Linked DNA regions of Homo sapiens: region 2 is linked to region 1. Evidence: chromatin contacts called from ENCODE Hi-C or POLR2A ChIA-PET data. All regions are on one chromosome and are shown on one strand. The core of a region is the stretch at or near the end of the contact, and the rest is flanking DNA. Distances in the headings are between cores, read along the strand shown.

Region 1 (3,852 bases), core at 739-3,238:
GGAGCTAATATTTTAGTGGAGTGAGACAGATAATAAATAAAGTAAGTAAGATATATACTCTGTGAGGGTGTTAAGAGCCATAGAGAAAAATTAAGTAGTGGAGGGGGCAGGGTGTGTGGGGAAGAGGTGTTGCCATTTCAGAGAGTTCTTGGAAAGCCTCACTCAAAGCTGATGTTTCAGTGAAGACCTGGGAGGTGAGAGGTGCTGTACTGACACCTGGGAAAAGAGTGCCCAAGGCAAAGCAAACAGTCAGTGCAAAGGCCCTGAGGTGGGCATGATGCTGGTGTATTTGGAAGACCAGGGATGACATCAGATCAGAGGAGAAGTGGGGGTAGAGGTAGATCATGCAGGACTTCACAGGCTGCTGCAAGCCCTTTGGGTTTTTCTCCAACTGAAATGGAAAGTCACTGGAGGGTTTTATGTGGAAGAGTGACACCAAATGTTTTATGAATCACTGTTAGCTCATTTCTCAATTATATTATTACCACCATTTTAAAGGCAGGGAAACTGAGGTTCAGAAGGGTTAGGAGAGTTTCCCATAGGCACACAGCATGAGCTGCCAGAACTTCTCTCCTTTACTTATTTATTTATTTTGAGATGGAGCCTCGCTCTGCAGAGTGCAGTGGCGTGATCTCGGCTTACTGCAACCTCCGCTTCCCGGGTTCAAGCGATTCTCCTGCCTCAGCCTTCTGAGTAGCTGGGACTACAGGCGTGCGCCACCACGCCTGGCTAATATTTGCATTTTTAGTAGAGACGGGGTTTCACCATGTTGGCCAGGATAGTCTCGATCTCTTGATCTCATGATCCGCCCGCCTCGGACTCCGAAAGTGCTGGGATTACAGGGGTGAGCCACCACGCCTGGCCAACTCCTCTCCCTTCTAATCCAGGACTCTCGGTGCTCCTGCATGTGGTTTCCAAATGTTCTCAACTCTTCTCCTGCTTGCGAAGGGGAGACCAGAGCCTTGGAGCTGGGAAAGGAGCAGGCAGGGCTGACTCTTCTCGAACCTGGATTGCTGGGCACCTGTTGTCCAGCATCATTTGAGGGCATGTATGGAAAGTGCTCTGGAAATTTATCAAGTATGGCACACATGGTGAGTGTTATGAGAGACTATCAAGATGCTCTCAATGATTCCTGCTGAACTCAGGTCCCGAGTGCCCAACAGGCCTCCATTTGAGCAATGGGTTGGCCATTGCTTGTAGCTGCTATTCATCTAGGAAGGTCCCAGCACCGGCCCCTGTTTCCACCTCCCGCAGCCCTCACATGTGGATCCACTGGTTTCACCTACAGCTCCAACCTTGGCCTGGTTCACTGATCGATCAGCCTGAGGCTAGAAGCACTTACACAGCTGGAGAGCAAGTCACTCTTTCTACTGGCACCCAGCACTATGCCTGCAGCACACACGTTGTCACACACCTGTCATCCCCTTGGGCACTGGGCCTTTCCCTCCTGTGTAGCCCTCAGCTGGGTCAGCCTGGCTCCTCCTGTGGGGGCGGGGGGCTGGCCCCAGAGCTGCCCTGGCTAAGGCCACAGGGTCATACTGGAAGTGAAGAGACCAGCCTCAACAAATCCAGGAAACAGACCCAGGTAGGAGTGTGAAGGGCATGGCTGTAGTGTGGGGTGTGGAAGCCCAATTCTGGGCTTCCCAGAATTTCCCAGCAGGCTTGGGGGAGGGGTGGTGGCAGCTGGCCCAGTGGAAGGGAACCTCCATCCACCCTAGAAAGATTGTCCCACTTTCCTTATGGGTCAGCACCTCACAATGTCATCACCAGAAGGGCTTTCTTCCCCACGTGGATTACATAGCAGGTAGATGGATTTGTGCTTGCAGACACAGAGGGGCCAGAGTTTTAAAGGCCGTCAGTACCCTATGGCCCATCTCAAAGAAAAAGACAAGGATAAGCAAAATTAGAAGGAAAGAAAGAAAGACTGTAAAAGTTAAACAAAACCACCCACAAATAGCTTGAGGCAGAAAAAAGATTGTACCATATCATGGCAATCGTGGACAGTTTGGCAGCTGAGGGAAAGATGACTCATTCCCAGGCTCCGCTTGCATAATCCTCCCCAGCCCAGGCAGGAGAATGAAACTAGGAAAGTAATGCAATGACATTTAGTAGCAAAAAGGAAGCCCACACAACATTTGTGCAAGGCCATCCAAAAATAGCAGGCTCCTCCATGCTTGGGTTTTGAAACTATGCATTTTGCTTGAAATGCCTGAGTCGTGGCACATTTTTCTTGGGCCACCCACACCCTAATTCAGTTCATTTCAATTTAGCAGACATTTAATGCAGGCCTACTGTGCTCCAGGCTCTGTGCTAAGGATTTGGGAGTGGCAAATACAAGGATAGGGGAGACACTAAAAGGAAAGTGTGAAGGGAAGAATGAATGGAGTCAAACCCCACCACGAACCCTTACCAGGTCTGAACCTCAGTTTTTCTGTCTATAAAGTGGGAACAATGCCCACCTCATGAAATTGGGTGAGAGTTAAATGAGAAGAGCAAAGCCACAGGGGCTCATGAAAGGAGTCCTCAAATCTGCTCAGGGTGATCAGGAGGGCCAGCATGGAAGAAGAGGTCTTTGAAATGAGCCTTGACTCGTTTTAACTGAACCGAACTGCCAGACTGAATAGTGGCAAGTATTTCTTCTGTGCCTGCTGGGTGTCAGGCCTGGTGCCAGGTCCTGAGAATGTAAGGACAAAGGAGAGAAACCCATCATCAAGCAGTAATAATCCTAACAGTAGAAACAGTAAAAATAACACAGGGAAGCAGCTAGGCATAACGGTTGTGGGTGCTAGTTCTGAAAACAGACTCTCTGTGTACAAATCCTAGTTCTTTTACTCTCAGCTGTGTGGCTTGAGCAAGTTCTTTAACCACTCATTCTATGCTCCTGTTTCCTTTTCTATAAAATTAGTATACAAATAGCAATTCCTTATAGGATTGCTGTAAAAATTAATTGGAACAGTGCTTGCAAAGCACTTACCCTAGTGCCTGGTAAGTGGTCTGTCAGGGTAAGCTGCCACTATTTTCATTGCTACCATCACCATTATCTTCATCACCATTATCACCATCACACATCACAGAAGAGAGGGAGGTACAGAGTCCTCCAAGCAGAGGAGAACTTGGAGAGTCTGGGAATGCCAGAGGAAGGAATGGTTATTCTTGAAGTGAGTTTTGAAAGACAAGGAGAAGTTTGCCAGTAGGATTCTGGAAGAAAGAGGTATTCCAGGCCGGGGGACAATATGAGAAAAAAGCATGAATGTGCAGAAGATAAATGTTCAGGAAACAGGAAATGGCTCAGGCCGACAGCCAGGCTGAAAGGATGGCCTGACCAGGGAGAGAGAGGGCAAGCGGGAAGGGAGTGAAAGTCCTTCCTTTCCTGGCCTTTTGCACACACCCTCCTGGCACATGCCAGGCAGTTAGGAAGCCCTGGGCCTGGACATGAGCACTAGCTCTCTCACAGAGCCCCTTTCTGACCTTGGCTTCCTTCCAGGAGACGTTAAGACACAGCCTTACTGAGAATGCAGCCACGGTTACTATCACATTTATTGAGAAAACTATCCCTTATGTTACTCAGAGCTCTTTGCATACAGATGCTCAAGATAAATTCAACTTAGAATTCAGCCAGGAAAAAACATTGATAAAAATAATTTATAACTTTCATTCAGAGTTTACAACATGCCAGTCTCTAAGTGCTTTACATTATTAGCTCATTTAATTCTCACAACAACCCTATGAAGTAGGCACTATGATTGTTCCTGTTTTACAAATAGAGGAACTGAATGATAAAGAGGTTAACTCATTTGCCAAAGCAACATAGCTAGTAACTGGCAGAGCAAGGGCTCACGTTCTGGGAGTCAG
Region 2 (3,852 bases), core at 473-2,972, 61 kb after region 1:
TCAGAATTGCAGTTCAAACTACTTCTGCTCTCCCTGGGTTTCGTGTGCTTTCAATGTGGGGATATCTTCCAGATCTGCAGTTCTCCAGAGCTAGGGACCCCTCAGCTCCAGCTGCTCTCTGGACAATACCTGAACATCCCTACAATATCTGAAATTGAATGTTTGCCATTTCTTCTTCTTTCTCCTCACACAACCTACTCTGATGTTCATGATTACTGGAGCCCCCAGGTTCTAAAAAGTGTTGAATTAGCAAGTGAACAAATAAAATGAGACCCAAAGAAACTGTGATCTTAGCATCCTGTTTTCTGGGTGAGGTTGAGGGTCCTTGGCCTCTCTTGCTGGTGGAGATGGGCTTTATGACTTTGGGGAAGTCAACTTGACTTCCTGGGTGTTGGTCTTCTCTTCTACAAAATGACAAGCTTGAAGGGAGAATCTGAAAGAATCTGTGTATCCGTTCTCAGATTTTCTTTTTTTTTCTTTTTTTTTTTTTTTTTTTTTTTGAGATGGAGTCTCGCTCTGTCGCCCAGGCTGGAGTGCAGTGATGCGATCTCGGCTCACTGCAAGCTCTGCCTCCGGGGTTCATGCTATTCTCCTGCCTCAGCCTCCCGAGTAGCTGGCACTACAGGCGTCTGCCACCACACCTGGCTAATTTTTTTTTTTTGTATTTTTAGTAGAGACGGGGTTTCTTTGTGTTAGCCAGGATGGTCTCCATCTCCTGACCTCGTGATCTGCCTGCCTCGGCCTCCCAAAGTGCTGGGATTACAGGCATGAGCCACCGTGCCTGGCCAGTCTCAGATTTTCATGATAGCCCTCTGAACTCTCCTTGGCTTCTTGCCTTTGGCTGTTTTCTCAATGCATATATTTTCCTGGGGGACAAATCTAAGTTTTCATCTGATGCTCTGCCTTCAGAGGGGAACCATTCCTTAATGACCTATTTAATTGTATTATCATTGTTGTTTAATTCATCACATATTTACTGAGCTTCTTTTGTTGGTGGTGGTGCCATCAGACACAGTGGTCCAGGAGCTGCAATGCGTTGCTGATGAGGATGGTCACACATAGCTCTGCCCTCATGGAGCGTCCCAGGGTGAAATGAGACCTCCCCTGAGAACCGACTCCCAGGGTAGGGGAAATCAGTCTGCAGGCAAAGAGGAATTCAAATTTAGCCTGAAGCACAGGTTTTCTGTGCTTCTAGGCACCGGCTGCATTCCAACCGTAGTGCCATAAAAATACAGGAAGGAAGGGAAACGTGTTCACAGGTTGGTTAGAGATGTGGAAACCAACAATCAGCTCTCTCTTATCCGTAAGAAACTAGAATCTACTGCTGGCTTCAGTCCCTCAGACCTGCTGCTCAACAGAGTGCCCTTTCAAACCTGGGTTAGACTCTGTGCTAATGGCTTTTTTCATGAACCTCAGACAGCCGGAAAGTATATTCTTTGAGGATTATGATCGACTAGGATGCTCGGGAATCTTTAAAGAGAAGCACTATCTTGGCTATATTTGCCCTCAGTTGTTTTAAGGCCAGTGAGGAGACTGAGCATTTCAGAGGTGAAGCATTTAGAGGATGGCCTCTGAAAGCATACGGCTCAGTAAACAACTGACCCATCCTTTGTCACCGTTTTTGTCCAGCGGCTGTCACCATAGGGGCTCCTCTGGTGTGGAGGAGAGAGAATTAGAGGCAGCAGGCCTGGGTTCTAGGTCTGCCTCATTGTGAACCAGCTTCAGGACCTTGGGTGAGTCACTTTTCTGCCCTGGCCCCTGGCTTCCTCTTCTATAAACTGAAGGTGTTGGCTTAGCAGGATTTTAAAGTTTCTTCCACCTTAAAAACTCTGATTCCTGCACTTGCATTCAAAGAAATGACTCTATTACTCATTTGAATAGTTTCAGAATCACTGTATAGTCAACTCTGGACTAGAAATGGGGGCCTGCAGTTGAGGACAGGATGGAAAGAGGTTTGGGGTTCAGGGTGGGCTGTGAGGGCTAGGATTCTTGATTCCTCATGATTTGCAATTGGTTGTTGGTGTTACCATGGAAGGTTCTCAACCATGGCTGCTTTTAAAAATTTTGATGCTCAGACCACCCCTGGAGACCAGTGAATTTCAAATTTCTACAGGCCGGCCTGGGGAAATCCATGTTTTTTAACTTTCCTAGGTGATTCCGGTATGTGGCCGGGATTGAGAATCACAGCCATAGATGCTTATGTAAAGCTGTGTTCAGTGTTACAGGCATCTGTTCTGGGTGGAAAGTGATAGTGGTTGGTCAAAAAAAAAGCGTGCACACACACACACACACACACACACACACACATACACAGAGAACAGCTCTAGGTTCTGGAAGTGTGTTGATTTGGTCACCACAAGTGCTGGTGGTGAGTAGTTGCCCTGAGGTTTGGAGTTCCAGTTCCCTCCTATCTCTGGGTCAGTGGTTTCTCAACATCTTTGAAGTAGTGAAACCATCTGTAGTTGGTTATTTCTGCTCAGAAACTCACAGTACAAAGTGGGGGGTGGTGCAGGGGGGTGGAGCTGGAATGGATTAAACAGGCCCTTACAAATGCCCACACTTTTTTCATGAAACTAAGTTAGAGGCCTTAGCCAACTCCAGCATACCTTAGTGTCAGTTCTTTGGCATTGCCCCGGTGGATTCTAGGGGCTGTGAAGGCTGTAGGGGTGTGTGTTACTCCCTGCTGCTTTGGTGAGAGAGTGTCCCTGTCTTTGGCTGAGAGCATCCTGTCCTGCCACTTCATCAGCAGTAGCATCTAAACAGCCCTTGAAGGGAATCAGTATCTACAGCCTAAGAAATCTGATGGGACACATCTCTCTGCATTAAAATATTAACAGAAAAGGTCAAACTGGGAAGGGGCAGCTAAGTTGGAATATCTCATTCAGGTAAAGGGATGGGCTTGTGGATCCTTAATTGGTGTGAAATGCGCCCTAGGAGGGGAGACTATATCAGTGCTGAAAGCCCTTGAGGGCTTTCACAGATGAAGGGGGATGGTATGAGAAGCTTTACAAATAACAAGGTTTGAGATGCAGTTGTAGACACATGCCAGATGTAGGTTGCTATTTTCTCAGCTCAATGAGGAATCTGTCAAGGCACTCTTAGAAATGGAAAATATAGTTCCTGCCCTCAGGAACTATAGTGTCACGTGATAGCAGTGAAGACCTTCTATGTCCTGGCCACACAGTGAGGATCAGAAGACAGAGCATGGAGAGTGGAATGGGACACATGGATCAAGGAACGTGGACCTGAGCAAGCAAAAGCAAGTCACTCGGGTCCCACTATCACATTGCATATCTTCTCCTTTTTTTTTTTTTTTTCTGAGACGGAGTTTCGCTCTTGTTGCCCAGGCTGGAGTGCAGTGGTGCGATCTCAGCTCACTACAACCTCCACCTCCCAGGTTCAAGCGATTCTCGTGCCTCAGACTCCCAAGTAGCTGGTATTACAGGCGCCTGCCACCACACCTGGCTAATTTTTAGTAGAGATGGGGTTTCACTATGTTGGCCAGATTGGTCTTGAACTCCTGACTTCAGGTGATCTGCCCACCTCAGCCTCCCAGAGTGCTGGGGTTACAGGCATGAGCCACAGCACCAGCCTCTTCTCCTTTCTAACGTGATGTCAGTGTCTCTGGGAAGCAGCCTTAGTTGGCACCTCACTGGCAGCAAGAATGACTTCATGTTCTTGCTCCCATGAAAATTCTCTGCTTTCAGGAATACACTTTCCTCTAGGTTTTTTCTTTGTCTGCAAGTGGGGGGGTGTTCTTTGCCAGATCCCTGCTTTGATGATTACCATCTGCCCACCTGAGTTTCCTGCATAGTTTCAGTTGGAAACTCTTTTCTCTTTGGACCCTAAGAT

The links. Hi-C counts contacts between places; a loop is a spot of excess contacts on that map. ChIA-PET counts read pairs that join two places held with the same protein, here RNA polymerase II (POLR2A). Pooled maps may share reads with other maps.
Region 2: a loop to region 1 is called in a map of CD14-positive monocyte, with 2.6 times the contacts of the local background. The contact joins two enhancer-like sites. A Hi-C loop is called at or near these places in 8 of 168 maps with a recorded cell type or tissue (CD14-positive monocyte, CD8-positive, alpha-beta T cell, aorta and 4 more), 1 of 37 single-sample maps with no recorded cell type and 18 of 50 pooled maps. POLR2A ChIA-PET finds 5 or more read pairs at or near these places in 14 of 52 experiments (AG04450, BJ, CD4-positive, alpha-beta T cell and 11 more).

What each region holds. Positions count from the first base shown.
Region 1 is chr15:67,022,528-67,026,379 of GRCh38, forward strand. All of the region lies in intron 2 of SMAD3-DT (SMAD3 divergent transcript), which reads right to left. Among named protein-coding and RNA genes, the nearest start is that of SMAD3-DT, 40 kb to the right of the region's middle. RefSeq lists an enhancer at 3,144-3,438. Within about 2 kb of position 1,989, at least 29 of the 41 ENCODE cell types and tissues checked have a DNase peak (open chromatin) inside an H3K27ac peak, as active enhancers do; they include CD14-positive monocyte, where a contact is called at or near this core.
Region 2 is chr15:67,083,594-67,087,445 of GRCh38, forward strand. The region is part of intron 1 of SMAD3 (SMAD family member 3); the gene reads left to right. Among named protein-coding and RNA genes, the nearest start is that of SMAD3, 20 kb to the left of the region's middle. RefSeq lists an enhancer at 97-176. Within about 2 kb of position 1,723, at least 10 of the 41 ENCODE cell types and tissues checked have a DNase peak (open chromatin) inside an H3K27ac peak, as active enhancers do; they include CD14-positive monocyte, where a contact is called at or near this core.